Linked DNA regions of Homo sapiens: region 2 is linked to region 1. Evidence: read pairs that join two places in POLR2A ChIA-PET (ENCODE). Cell type or tissue: OCI-LY7. All regions are shown on one strand. Each heading gives the region's core, and the rest is flanking DNA. Links, peaks and the distances in the headings are about the cores only.

Evidence for each region. ChIA-PET counts read pairs that join two places held together with the same protein. Peaks named below come from ENCODE experiments on the same cell type or tissue, not always from the same donor. Only the 100,000 strongest peaks of a DNase experiment are listed, where the experiment ranks them.
Region 2: POLR2A ChIA-PET joins it to region 1 with 8 read pairs; 3 of 35 experiments call an interaction of 5 or more read pairs at or near these places.

The regions. Positions count from the first base shown.
Region 1 is chr11:123,301,434-123,309,819 of GRCh38, reverse strand. LOC124900305 (U8 small nucleolar RNA) reads right to left here; the gene lies at 8,297-8,386. Among named protein-coding and RNA genes, the nearest start is that of LINC02727, 9.2 kb to the left of the region's middle. RefSeq lists a silencer at 7,764-8,123. In OCI-LY7, for the core only: CTCF peaks have their summits at 4,569, 4,773 and 5,706; DNase peaks (open chromatin) are centred at 4,789, 5,679 and 6,329; H3K4me3 peaks cover 1,288 bases; H3K27ac peaks cover 2,830 bases.
Region 2 is chr11:123,532,910-123,538,998 of GRCh38, reverse strand. The region is part of intron 2 of GRAMD1B (GRAM domain containing 1B); the gene reads right to left. Among named protein-coding and RNA genes, the nearest start is that of GRAMD1B, 110 kb to the right of the region's middle. RefSeq lists an enhancer at 1,216-1,790. In OCI-LY7, for the core only: no CTCF peak of the experiment used is centred there; no DNase peak of the experiment used is centred there.

The DNA.
Region 1 (8,386 bases), core at 2,585-6,584:
CTGCCTCAGTTATCCTTCCCCAGGCTGCCTCCACCCTACTCCCACCTTCCTCCATGCAGCTGATAGAAGGTTCTTTTTCATCCACAAACCTGATCCCATCATTCCACCACTCAGCATTCCTTGATGGCCCCTCAGTCTTCATCATGATGCAATCTGTTCTATTGGCATGGCATCCACAGTCCATCAAAATTAGGGACAGATAGTTGGGGAAAGATAATCTGATGTTAGACAGATAATGGCTGCTCTGTCTAATGGCATCTTCTCCTACTCCCCCTTCAGAATGTTATGCCCTGGTAGTACTCAGTTATTCCCAGCTCTCAGAACATGTTACTAAGTCCTCTCATGCATCCAGATTTTGCACATTCCAGTCCACCTGCCTACATGTTATTCCCACTTACCACACCTTGCCCCTGACAGAATCCACTCAAATGCTTCTTCCTCTGTGGGCTCGGCCTTCACTCCTCTGGACAGCTTAGGTGATCTTTTTCTTGAGCTCTGCCCACACATTGCACGACATGCCATGAGAACAAGTATATACTGCACTAAATATATGACTATTTCTCTACCACTTGACAGTAAGCTCTTTTGATTTTATTTATTTATTTTTGAGAGAGAGTTTTGCTCTTGTCGCCCCAGCTGGAGTGCAATGGCGGGATCTCGGCTCACTGCAACCTCCACCTCCTGGGTTCAAGCGATTCTCGAACCTGCCTCGGCCTCCCCAGTAGTTGGGATTACAGGTGCCAGCCACCATGCCCAGCTAATTTTTGTATTTTTAGTAGAGATAGGGTTTCACCCTGTTGACCAGGCTAGTCTCGAACTCCTGACCTTAGGTGATCCTCCTGCCTCGGCCTCCCAAAGTGCTGGGATTACATGTGTGAGCCACTGCACCCAGCCAACAATAAGCTCTTTTTAGAAGAAAACACTGTTTTTCATGCTTATCTTGACCACCTATCACATTATCTAGCACATAGTAGGTGCAAACTATTTACAGAATTTATGATTGACTTAGTAGATGTGTATTTAGGGAAAGGATATTCAGTCATCTAAGGCATGATGTACAGAATTAAGCTCCAGGTTTCAAAGGAAGCTCTTGTATGAGACATTTGGAAGCTCATAGACTATGTCTGTTGCATCTCCAGACCTCTCATTTTCAGGGCCAGCACAATATTTTTTTGTATGGTGAGGGCTTAATAAATATGGAAGAAAGACAAAGTCCCTGCCCTCAGAAAGGAGCCAGTAGACCAAGGAATATTTCTACAACCATGCCATTCCCACTCCCTTGCTTCCTCAGTTATCCCTAAGAAGTCCTAGGACTCCAATCACTTGTTCTTTCATCCATTTATTTAGCAAAGCTGTCGTAGGTCAAGCGCTATGTTCTGCTTTTTAATTGGAAACTTCTGGAAGGGCAAGACTGTGGTTAGTTTGAGTTGTGTGTATTACGCAAGCAGAGCATTCCATAGGAATAGACTCTTTTCCTCAAAGCATGTGACACCCAAGACCTTGGGGTCCCTGTGAGTTTTTCCTACCCCTGCCTGGCAGATTATTCCAGCTCGCCAGGCTTCCTCCACTCTCTGGAGTCCCGTTGTACTTGAGTCAGAACCAGACAGTTGGCATTAATTGCTCTCTAATTGTTTCAAGTGTGCTATTTTTATCTCCCCAGTACTCTGCACTCTCCTTGCAAAGGGGCCTGGTCTTTTGGTTTCACATTGCCATCGTGTTCCAGTGCTCAGTAAAAGCTTGCCGATTGATTTTTCTATGCACTGTAATTATTTCCAAGGCTGCCATGAGATAGAGGTTTCTGTTTGTTTGGTTGTTTTTTTTTGTTTGTTTGTTTTTTGTTTGTTTTTTTTTTGAGATAGGGTCTCACTCTGTCACACAGGCTGGAGTGAAGCAGCCTGATCATAGCTCACTGCAGTGACTTCCCGGGCTTCAAGGGATTCTCCTACCTCAGCCTCCCAAGGAGCTGGGGAGTCAAGGAGTGATTCTAGCTAATTTTAAAAATTTTTTATTGTAGAGACTGGGTCTTGCATGTTGCTCAGGCCAGTCTCAAACTCCTGGGCTCCAGGGATCCTCCCCTTGGCCTCCCAGAGTGCTGGGATTACAGGCATTCATCTCCTGGCCTGATGGAACTCTGTTGCTACTTCTACGCCTGCAATCCCCCTCCCCACTTTCAGAACTCACTGTTTTTTCTGTTGGTATCCAGCATGCTCTCATCTCAAAACTTCTCTGTTCTCTTTTCTCCAAAAGCAAATCTTATTTCTTGTACTGTCAATGCTCCTGAGCTTCTCTCTCTCGCTTTTTTTTTTTTTTTTTTTTTTTTTTTTTGCTAGTCCTCCTGCATAAGGGCTCTCTTGGCAAGAAATGTTATTCTTATCAACCGCTTCATGATCTATTTTTACATCTCCACGCAACTTATTAAATGCTTGTAGGACCTGCTGGGGTAAAGGAAGCCTTCACTTTGATTGAATTTCCCTGTTTTCAGCTTAATATTGAGGGAAAGACTGAGCTGAGGCAAGATCAACCAGGAAGAGAGAGACTTCTTTATGGAACGGTGAGCATAGAGTGCTCAGAAGTGAATGGTGAAGAAAGGGCCTGGGGAGGAATGCACCGGCCTGGCTCCCAGCTCCTTTCGACTTGGTCTCAGAGAAAAAGGCCATAAGATGGTAGAGACAGCTTAGAGGTTTGCTTAAGAAGTGCTTCTTAGAGTTCAGAGAGCTACCAAAGATTTTCTAAGAATTGCCATTATGCTTCTCCAGATGGTCTGAAATGACCCTGTTTACCCTGAAAGTTGACTGGATCAAAAGATCTGATAGATCTGGTGGGGCTGCTGAGATGGTTTTGTCCAACCTCCCCCAGGGTGTGATCTCTCAGGCTCTAAGTGAGCCATTCTGGTGACTGGGAGCCCACACATTCACAAGGCCCTATTATTATTAGGGAAAGCGTGGTGGTGGTGATAATTAATCTCCAAATCAATTCAGCCACATTTATTGGTTGCCTAGAATGGTGGGTAGCAGAGCATCGAGGTTGAGAGGCTTAGCTTTAAATTGGGTTTGAATCACAGCGGCAGCATTTCCGGACAGACTCCAGGCAGGTTACTCAAACTAAGTCTCAGTTTTTGCATAGATAAACGGATATAACTGTTCCCACTTCATGATGTTATGATGAGGATTATGTGAGACATAGGCAGCACTTAGCATAATGCCTGGTTCATGATAAGTGCTCAGCAACTGGTAACTCATAATAATATGATTATCCTGGGCGCATCCTCCTTCTTTACCAGGACCCCGTCCCAACGCTCAGCCCGCTCCTTTGAGGACCCCGGACAAAGTAATCTAGCAAACCCCCTTTCAAAGAGTGCCACCCTTTAGTTTTCCATTTCCCTCTCATCCCTTTCCATCCTTCTCCTCCATCCCTCATCAAAAAATACTCTCTTCAATCGCTTGAACCTGGGAGGCAGAGGTTGCTGTGAGCCGGGATCGTGCCAATGCACTCCAGCCTGGGTGAGAGAGTAAGACTCCGTCTCAAAAATAAATAAATAAATAAAAATAAAATACTCTCTTTCTTGAAGCTTCCCTTCCTAGACCAGGACTTCTACTTAATCTGGTGGAATATTCTTTGCCAGGCTGCCAGCCTGCCAGCTGAAGTGCTGCCATTCTCCTCTCTCCACCCAGATAATGTAATTATTTTAATGGGGGCTTTTTAGAAAAACATGTGATACTCTCAAACCCCACTGGGGATCTTGTGAATTTTTCCAGGGATTTAAAAAGGAGGGCACAGTGTGACCCCAGCCCTTGCAATCCTGTCTTGGTGCAGTAGAACTGACCTGGCCTTTTTTGTGGAGATAGGCCAACCCTGTCCAACAAAATACCCGCACCATAAGATATTTCCCCCTCTCTTGCCAATCCATATTGTGATCTGGGTCATTTGTCAGATCAGTTTGGTGACAGACAATGTAGTGCAGGTGTAAGAAGCAAATGATCTGAAGATAGAAATCCTGAGATTCAAATGATGCCTCCGTATTTTCTATTACATACCTTAGACGAGTTATTCAACCTTGCTAAGAGAGCTTTTGCTTCCTCATCTGCAATTCCGAGTGACATAAATGGTTTCTTATAGGGTTGCTGTGACGATTCAAAGAGATCATATAAGAAAAACACCCAGCACGGTGCCTGACACATAGTAATTGTTCCATAGACGGTGTGTTCATTGTACTAAAAGAGTGGTAGTCAGTGATGTTGCTCCCTTACTGGGACACACTTTGCTTTTTTGTCCCTGCCTTGTGAGTACCTGGTACTCTTTTTCGTACCCATCACTCAAAGCTCAGTTCATGCCAACTTAGTCTTGAACCTGAATTAATCTGCACACAGCCTCATCAAAGCACTTCAGGTTACTGTATCTTTATCAGCAAAGCTGGGCCCAGAAGCCCTTAAGAACCTGGCAAAGTTCCTTCTGGCTGGCTTGGCACAGCAGGAAAACAGCAGTGTCAACTGCCTATTTCCTGCAAAGGCGGCAGACTCTGCCTTTCACAGTGCACAGCAGACAGACACCACACACTCAGACAAGTTCCCAATTAACCACACACAATCAATGTCTCTCAAAAGTGCATACGTTATGCTCTGCCCAACTAATTAACTGCACTAAACATGCCAGGGTTAAAGGTAGGGCATGGGTTATCAAAAAGCGTTTGAGAACCAGACCAGGTTCAGGGCTGAAAAGACCCGAAAGTTCTGCTCTAGTTCACCACCAAGCTGAATGGGATCTTAATGCCGCTTTCTACAAGCAGGGGCGCTGCTGGAGACTCTCTACCTCTTGAGCTTGTTAGAACTTGGGCAATCGTAATGACCTATAGGAAAGTGCTCTGAGAGGTATAACAACTACACAAATGCACACTATGATTTCTCCTGGCCTTTGCTGTGGCTGTTGTTTTTCCTTCCTGTGGCAGGAAAAGTGGTCAATCTTAAGCAAACGTGATGTATGCATGGGCCTTCTAAGGTGTGACCTTTACACAAATAATCTCATGAGATCCTAATGACCTCCTGTACCCATGAGGAAAATAAACCTCCTGAGATGGGCCCCCAAGGGGGTCACACAGATGATGGCTGAGCCACAATTTGAATCCATGTTAATCTCACTTTAAAAATCTCAAGATTCATTCTCCTCCGTATCTCATGCAAAATATCATTCTTCTTGCATAGCCCCTTTCAGAGAGTGGCACCCTTTAGTTTCCCATTTCCCTCTCATCCCTCTCCATCCTTCTCCTCCATCCCTCATCTTGCCCTCATTAAAAAATACTCTCTTCAATGGCTTGAACCCAGGAGGCAGAGGTTGAAGTGAGCCGGGATCGTGCCAGTGCACTCCAGCCTGGGTGACAGAGTAAGGCTCCATCTCAAAAAAAAAAAAAACAAAAAACAACAACAACAAAAAACTCTCTTCCCTGAAGCTTCCCTTCCTAGACCAGTGACTTCTATTCAATCTGATGGAATATTCCTTGCCAGTCTGCCAGCTGAATGCTGCGATTCTCCTCTCCCTGCCAGGTAATATATTTATTTTAATGGGAGCTTTTTGGAAAAACATGTGATACTCTCGAACCCCACTGGGGATTATCCACTTGCTTCATCTCCACTGGGAGTTGCCCAGAGCAACCATGCTGATGTACATGAGGGTGCTCGCAAGAGTGACACCAGGAGGTTCCACTAGGTGACGTTTCTTCAAGGAGGTTACCGCAGAACAGGGTTAGAAGGTAGAGGGTACAGTAAGGAGTGGTTGGGAGATCCTGTGGGCAAAAACAGGATCAAATAAATTATCACGTGCAGTAGCTAGAGAACTAGCTTTACTTGGATACAACAGAGGAACCAGGGAAAACACAAGTCCCTTCTCTTGGAAAGCCTACACTCTCTCCCTTCCCGGTTCTCTATGCAAAGGCTTCCTGGTCAGAGAGGCAGCTGTTGGGGCTACGAGTCACAGGTGGCTACTAAGAGGTGATGTTTGATCTACCTCTAGGTTCCAGGCAGGGAAGGGGTGGTGGACAGGGCATGATCTGAGAGTTTTGTCATGGAATCACTTGCAAGAGGAGCTTGATGCCACATTATCACCCTCAGGAGTTATCTTCTAAGACAGCAGCAGAGATAATGACTAGGAGGTGCTGTGTCGCAGCACATGAAGTATGCCTGGCACCGAAGCTGCACCTCGCTTTGCATACACACACACACACACACACACACACACACACACACCCCTACAGAAATTGGGAGCAGGTGGACAGTGGTTCATTATTGCTAGACACCACAGAGAGAGACAAAAGTCCAGAAAAAATGATGCTACGCTTTATAAATTTAGCAAGACACCGGTGCCTCTGCTTCCTGTCTGCCTGCTGCAGCATTGCCCAAGCCCTCCTGGCCTCCTTTCTCACTCACACCTGCAGTCTGCAGTGAGGCCCTTCAAGAGATGCCTGCTCTGTGAGGTTATTTAAGTCAGGAAGCATTAATCTGAAGAAATGCTTTGAAGCAAAGACCTGGATGTTCAAGTCCTCCCACTTGCTGGAGCTGCTGTTACCTTTAAGATTTAATTAAAAGTGGTTCAAAAATCTCTATCCCCTCTGCAGCGGAAAAGGCGTCCTCCTGACAATATCACCGCAGTCTCTCAGTCCCTAGATCCTACCTGTGCTGAATTCTTTCTCTCTCTCCTGTTCCCTCCAGAATTTGCTCTCACCTTTCGTGAACGAATCACCCCCACTGGACACCCCCACATCTTGTCATCTCGTCACTCCCTAATTGCTGCCACCTCCAGGCTCTGTGTTAAGCAGACATTTCTGAAGGGACGGGCAACAGACAGAAGTAACATCATTCTGCTGCTCAGTAAACGACTTCAGACTGAATATTACGCATTCCAGTTTTTAAATTCCCCTTGAGTCATTTCTGCCACCAGAGGGGTTTTACTGACTTCCTTTCTGATTGGCTTAGTCACTAACTCCTCGCAATGCCTCTGGCCCTTTCCCCCCAACCTCTCTTCCATTCCTTGCTAGTCAGATTGCCCCATCCCCTAAAATTCCTATATCTTTTTAGGCAGAGAGATTTAACTACCTCTTATCCGTTGCCAGCCATGCCCTAAGGCTTAAGGGACATCTTTTCACAATTCAGCAAGGCGTTTTGCTAAACCTGTGCGGTTTAATACTTTAAATTTAATGAAAATTAAATACAATTTAAAATTCAATTCTCTGATCACCCTTGCCATATTTCACGTGCTCAATGGTCACCTATGGCTAGGGACCACTGTGCTGGATAGTGTAGACAGCAGAGTTCTACTGGACAGCTAAACCCAAATTCATTTCTTCCCTAAGGGACTGTCACTGGCTATTCACTGACACTTTTTCCTGCCTAATTCCTTAATGTGGATTGAGCCCTTACGCTGTGTAAGGCACTTTTCCCGCGTTGTCGCCCGGCAGCCGCCTAACAGTTCTCTAAAGCGGGCAGCGCTCTCCGCCTGGCTCAGGGGAGGAGCCCGAAGTCCGCAGCCGGAGCCGCGGTGGTGTCCCCTCCACCAAGCCAGAAGCCCGGGCCGTGACAGTGTATCACACAAGGCAAGTAGCAAGGAGGGAATGGCTTCGTCAACCACGTGTCATGTGATCGTTCCATTAAACTTGAGGAGGGGTTTTCTTAGTCGCAACGGTTCAGTCCCCAAAGTAAGGTCACTGTAAAGGAAGCTCAAAGACTTTTTTTCCAGAGGATGGAATGCACGCTTTGCTGGGATGGATGCCGCCGCTTCCGGCGGCTGGTAAGGCCCAAAGGCGTGTGGAGGGAGAGGGCTCCTTTGAGGGCAACCAGCAGTAAAAGGAGGCAGGCGGCGAAAGTGCTCCGAATTCCTCCCACGCCGCTCCTGCTCTCCGCTCTGCAGCGCAGCCAGCCAGGCCGCCGCCGCCCCTGCTGCCTGGGAGAGCCGGCGCTTGGGCAGGTGGGGACGCCCCTGACCCGCTTCCCTCGGCGCCCGGGGGGCGGCCGGGTTGGGCGACCGCGCCACCTGCTGGCCTCTTCCCGTGCTGCCGCCTGCCCCTGGGCGCCTCCGTCCCTGCCCGCTGCGCCACAGCACACCGGGAAGTCGTTAGATGCAGGTTCTTGGGCCTCACCCCAGGCTTCCTGAACCAAAAACTCTCTAGGTGGGTCTTGGCAGTCGAGTCTGAACAAGACCCTCGGGTGATCCTGATGCACGCTAAAGCTTGGACATCAATGATGTGGAAATCACCCAACTCCACCATTTATTCATTAAGTCAAGTTTTTCTTTTGTTTTGTTTTGTTCAGAAAGAATCAGATAGGAGCAATCAGGGTGTTGCAAGTCCTGATTACACAGAGACATTAGTCACATTTCATGCATCTCCAGTCATCATGTTCTATCT
Region 2 (6,089 bases), core at 1-4,000, 230 kb before region 1:
GAAAATGTTATGCTAAGTGAAAGAAACCAGAAACAAAAGTCCATATAATTCCATTCATATTAAAGTCCAGAACTGGGCGCGGTGGCTCACACCTGTAATCCCGGCACTTTAGGAGGCTGAGGTGGGTGGATCACCTGAGGAAAGATCAGGAGTTCAAGACCAGCCTGACCAACATGGTGAAACCCTGTCTCTACTAAAAATAAAAAAAACAATTAGTCAGGTGTGGTGATGCGTGCCTGTAGTCCCAGCTACTCAGGAGGTTAAGGTGGGAGGATCGCTTGAACCCGGGAAGCAGAGGTTGCAGTGAGCCCAGATTGAGCCACTGCACTCTAACCTGGCGACAGAGTGAGACTCTGTCTCAAAAAAAAATAAAATAAAATAAAATAAAGTCCAGAATAGGGAAATCTACAGAAATAGAAAGTGGTTGCCTAGAGCTGGGCCGAGGGGTGAGGGTGAGTAAGGGACTGCTAGCTAAATGGTGTGGGGATTCTTTTTGAGGTGTTGAGATGTAAAGTTGACTGTGGTAATAGCTGCAAATTAAAGGCCTTTGAATTGTACATCTTAAATGAGTGAATTGTACAGTACATGATTATATCAAAATGAAGCTGTTTTCAAAAGGGGAAATCAGTCAGGTGGCTGTTCCACCATGCCAAGCAAGACACTAGAAGGTGATAAATTAGGAAGGTGGCAAGAGTCTAAGGAAACAGAGTAGTATAAGTCAGGGAGACACTGCAAAGACAGAACCACATGGAGAGTGAGGAAGAACAATGAAAAAATGCTGCAAAAGCTCCCAGTATAAATGACTGGGAGAGGAGGATGTGAAGAGGAGGTTGGATGGGAGATAGTTATAAATATGTTTTTCATGCAGCAAATGCATGAAGCTTAGCCCGTCCCAAGAAGAATAGAAAGAGGGAGACAGGTGCTCATTCGTAGTTCATATTCCTTTTCCTGGCAAGGATGTGGCTAAGGGTACCTTGTGACTAATGATGACAACTATGAATTATATTATAGCACTAGTGATCAGCATAAAAACTGTCCTAACTTATGCCTAGAAACACACTTAGGAGAATTTAGCCACAGAAAGCAGTTAAGACTGCAACAAGCGAGAAAAACCAGTTCTATAGCTGCACACACAATACTCTTCAGTATTTAACAGCACTAAGTACTTACTGCACCAAGTACAGATTTTTGTAAAAAGGAGAACTATCATTGCTGCTATGAACATACTGGCTTATACAAGGAAAGCTCAATCGCTAAATGGTAATGGTTGGCTCCTATTACTCATAGGCCCCACAAGGTACAAATGTGTTTTGCTTGTTTATATCAAAGAAAGCAAGAACGTGAAGTAGAAACTCTTGGCTAATGAAATCAGGGGGTTAACAGAAACCATTTGAACATGCCAGAGTTAACAGATGCAAGATAAACGCATAAAAAGGTACATTTCAGATCGAGAAGAAGCCTGAGGAAAATAATGTGCAACCAGCACAGCAGATCACCTTCAAAAGCTCAATGGTCAGTTCCCAAAATTTGCATCCTCAGGTTTGTGAAGTTAAGCCTCTAGAAAACAAAGGAGCTTTGCATGTCATTGTCATAATGTCCCTGGATGTAAACTATGACCTTTCAATAAGAAAAGACAGTTGAGGTCACTTCAGGGAAGCAATTATGAAACAAAGAATCTCCCAGTCTCAGGAGAAAGGGCCCAAAAAGAGGTCTGAACTGAAAGATAAATCTATTTGCACTACAGTAGAAGAGGCATCTCAGTTTTCCAGTGGAATTTTCCTATAAGACCCTACCTGAAAGGGAGGTCCAGCTCTGGCTACCCCCATGACAGCAGGCACTCTGCTAGAGCAACAACCAGTACTGACTCATCCTTTTATGCTTGCCACCTAGCCCAGTAGATACTCAAGAAATGTCAGTTTAGTAAACAAACAATTAATTCAAGACGGGGCAGAAAGAATCCAGTGGAAACTCAGGAAGAATATTAAAGGTCTTGTACACTAAAGATCCTTAGCATGAAGCCCCCGAAGGTCTGAGAGACCAATCTACTGCTCTAATCCTGCCCATCATCTTAGAGATGAGGTCATTGGTGACTTGCCCAAAGTCACACTTCCAGTAAATGTAGAACAAGTTCCAGCCTCCAGTGCAGTGGTCAAGTGACCATAACCTTGTGGGACAGGAGTTGGAAGAGCTCCAGCAATGAGACCAAAACACATGACTGGGGAGGCTGTTCACTTGAAAGGAAGGGTCAAACTGACTGATAGTGACCTTGTGTCCTGAGAAAGGCACTACTAGAAAAATAATAATGATCAGAACTCGCTGGCCCCACCTAAGGCATGAAAAACAGTAGTAAATTTTAAGTGCAGGAAAGGCAAGGACTGTAGCCATGTTTTCTGTATATAGTGCTAAATATAAAACAAAAAAAATATAGGGGCAGCTAACTTTTATAACGTGCCAGGCCCCATCCCAAGAGCATCAACACGAATTATTTCATTGAATCCTGACAGTCTTCACAACAGCCCTCTGGGGTAGATGTCATTAACCCGATTTTATTTTATTTTATTTTTCATTTATTTACATATTTTTTGAGATAAGGTCTTGCTCTGTCACCCAGGCTGGAGTCCAGTGGTTAGATCTCGGCTCACTGCAACCTCTACCTCTGGGGTTGAAGCTATTCTCATGCCTCAACCTCCCAAGTAGCTTGGATTACAGGCATGCACCACCACACCCAGCTAATTTTCACGTTTTTGGTAGAGATGGGGTTTCACCATGTTGGCCAGGCTGGTCTTAAACTCCTGGCCTCAAGTGATCCACCTGCCCCAGCCTCCCAAAGTGCTGAGATTACAGGTGTGAGTCACCACGCCTGGACAACCACATTTTACAGATGAGAGAATCAAGGCTTGGGGACAGTAAGTGACTTCTCCATAGTCACACCAGTAGTGAGCAGCAGAACCATGTGCATCTGTCCCCAGAGGCCCGCCACATAGCTGAAGGGAGGGTATTCTGTGTTCTGGGCAGCCATTTATCCCCACACTGCAACAACGAGGCACCTGCTGAGAAGCATAGCCTGCCACCTCCAAGTGGGAGACTCTGAAACCCAGACTCAGGAACCTACTCAGTGCTCATTTCCCAAGATTTCCATTCTCTGGGGCTTGTCCTCCCAGCCTTTGCATATTGCCATAGATTTTTAAAAGAGAAAAAAAAAGGCCTCACACGTATAGGCAATGTTCTAATGCTTAACTGAACGGTGAACAGACAATGTTCATCTTTACACTGTATGGATACATTATATACATTTTTGTGTATGCATGATATATTTCACAATTTTTTTGTAATCACTCCTAACCCAGCCCTGAAGTGACAGCCACCAGATCAGCTGTGACATCCACCATGGCTCACTATGAGGGAAGGTAGACTGGGGAAACTATCTTCTACTGCATCACCTACTGATAAAGAGCACACCACCATCCAAAAAGGATGATTCACCCCCTCAGCAAACCTTCTCTCAATTGTGAAATATAAAGCTACCGATTCCTACCAGCTCAACATTTCACTCATCAAGGAGTGTGGAGGTCGAGAGCACAGGCTTTAGAGCATCACCTCTTCAGTTTTATCCCAGTTCTGCCATTTATTATATGGTCTTGGGCTAGTTATTTAAGACCTGTTTGAGACTCTGTTTCCTAACATATAAAATGGGGGAAAAAAAAAAAACATCTTTCCTGTAGGGTTGTATTAAGGTTGTATGAGATTTTTTTTTTTTTAAATGGAAAGCTCACAGAAGCATCATGATTGTAATTTCTAAAGCTCTTCCCACACTAAGAACGTGTGTACTCCAGTTCTCAGCCCCAAGCGTCCTGCCCACTGAATTGGAAAGTGCATCTCCATGCTCTTTGGTTGTCCTGAGCCTGAGGGCTTTTCCCACTGAGTCTAGCCAGCCCAGGCCTCTGCCTCACTTTTGAGGTTGTCTGTAGGTGAGCCCTGTTTTGCCACTTAAACGTCTACCCTTGCATGGCCACATATCCCTGTCCTGACCAGGCTGCTCAGCTCCCTCCCTTCCCAAGGCCCTCAGTCTGATTTCTGTGGCCCAGTCTTGCTTCTCCTTTGCCTGAGACCCCCTCATTATTTTTTTTTTTCTTTGAGATGGAGTTTCGCTCTTGCTGCCTAAGCTGGAGTGCAATGGCACAATTTTGGCTCACTGCAACCTCCACCTCTGGGTTCAAGCAATTCTCCTGCCTCAGCCTCCAGAGTAGCTGGGATTACAGGCGCCTGCCACCATGCCCAGCTAATTTTTTTTTATTTTTAGTAGAGACAGAGTTTCACCATGTTGGCCAGCCTGGTCTCAAACTCCTGACCTCATGTGATCCACCCGCCTCGGCCTCCCAAAGTGCTGGGATTACAAGCATGAGCCACTGCGCCAGGCCTGCTCGTCTCTCTTGAAATCTCAGTGGACTCCATTCTCCAAGGATCAACCCACATCCCATCTCCTTCATTCAGCCCTTCTCAATTTCTTTTGCCCATTACTACCTCTCCATCTCTGTTCTTGCACATCTTTGGCAATTGTACAAGTGACCCCTGAACAACATGGATTTGAACTGTGCAAGTCCAAATACGTGCAAATCTTCTTTCACCTCTGTCGCCTCTGAGACAGCAAGACCAACCCCTCCTCTTTCTCCTTCTCAGCCTACTCAATGTGAACACAATAAGGATGAAGGCCTTTATGACAATCTGCTTCCACTTAATGAGTAGTAAATATATTCTCTTATGACTTTCTTAACATTTTCTTTTCTCTACTTACTTTATTGCAAGAATACAGTATATAATGCATAATACCAAAAATGTGTTAATTGACTGTGTTATCAGTAAGGCTTCTGGTCAACAGTAGGCAATTAGTAGTTAAGATGTTGTGAAGTCAAAAGCTACACACAGATTTGACTGCATGGGCGTTGGTGCCCCTAAGCACCAAGTTGGTCAAGGGTCATCTGTAATTCAAACCATTAAATGCTGTCTTCATAAATTACTATTCCTCAAACTTTTCGTATTAGTCTCATGTCTTCTCATAGACAAAGACCTGTCTTCCAGTTGCTTTGTAATTGTGGTAGTTAAGAGCATGGACTCTAAAGTCAGACTACCAGCTCAAACACTTTTGAGCTGTGTGACCTTGCTTGGAGTACTTGGCTCCTCTGTGCTTTAGTTTATTCACTTGTAAAATCTGAATAATCTGTACCTAGATTTAAAAAAATTGCTATGAGTTTATAAGATTTAAAACATAGGCTGAGGCCAGGCACAGTGGCTCACGCCAGTAAACCCAGCACTCCAGGAGGCTCAGGCGGGTGGATTATTTGAGGTCAGGAGTTCAAGACCAGCCTGGTCAACATGGTGAAATCTTGTCTCTATTAAAAATACAAAAATTAACCTGGCATGGTAGCTGGCGCCTGTAATCCCAGCTACTCAGGAGGCTGAGATGGGAGAATCACTTGAACCCAGGAGGCAGAGGTTACAGTGAGCTGAGATTGCCCCATTGCACTCTAGCCTAGGTGACAGAGCCAGACTCTGTCTTAAAAAAATAAAATAAAATAAAAATAAATAAATAAATAAAATATAGAGTGAATTAAATGTTAGACATATTATTAGTATCCTTATCATCACATTACCATTACAGTACCTAGAACAGGACTGCTAGCTAAGTTTCTGCAAACACAAACCAAAGAATAGCACTAAGAATTAATAAACAGGCCAGGCGCGGTGGCTCACGCCTGTAATCCCAGCACTTTGGGAGGCTGAGGCGGGCAGATCACCTGAGTTCGGGAGTTTGAGACCAGACTGACCAACACACAGAAACCCTGTCTCTACTAAAAAAATACAAATTTAGCCAGGCCTGGTGGTGCATGCCTGTAATCCCAGCTACTCGGGAGGCTGAGGCAGGAGAATCGCTTGAACCAGGGAGGCGGAAGTTGTGATAAGCCGAGATCGCACCATTGCACTTCAGCCTGGGCAACAAGAACAAAACTTGTTTTTATCCAGTAAAAACATATTTTGTTGCACTTGAGAAGTATCTCTATTTGCTTAAACTAGAGGCAGCAAACTTTGAGTAA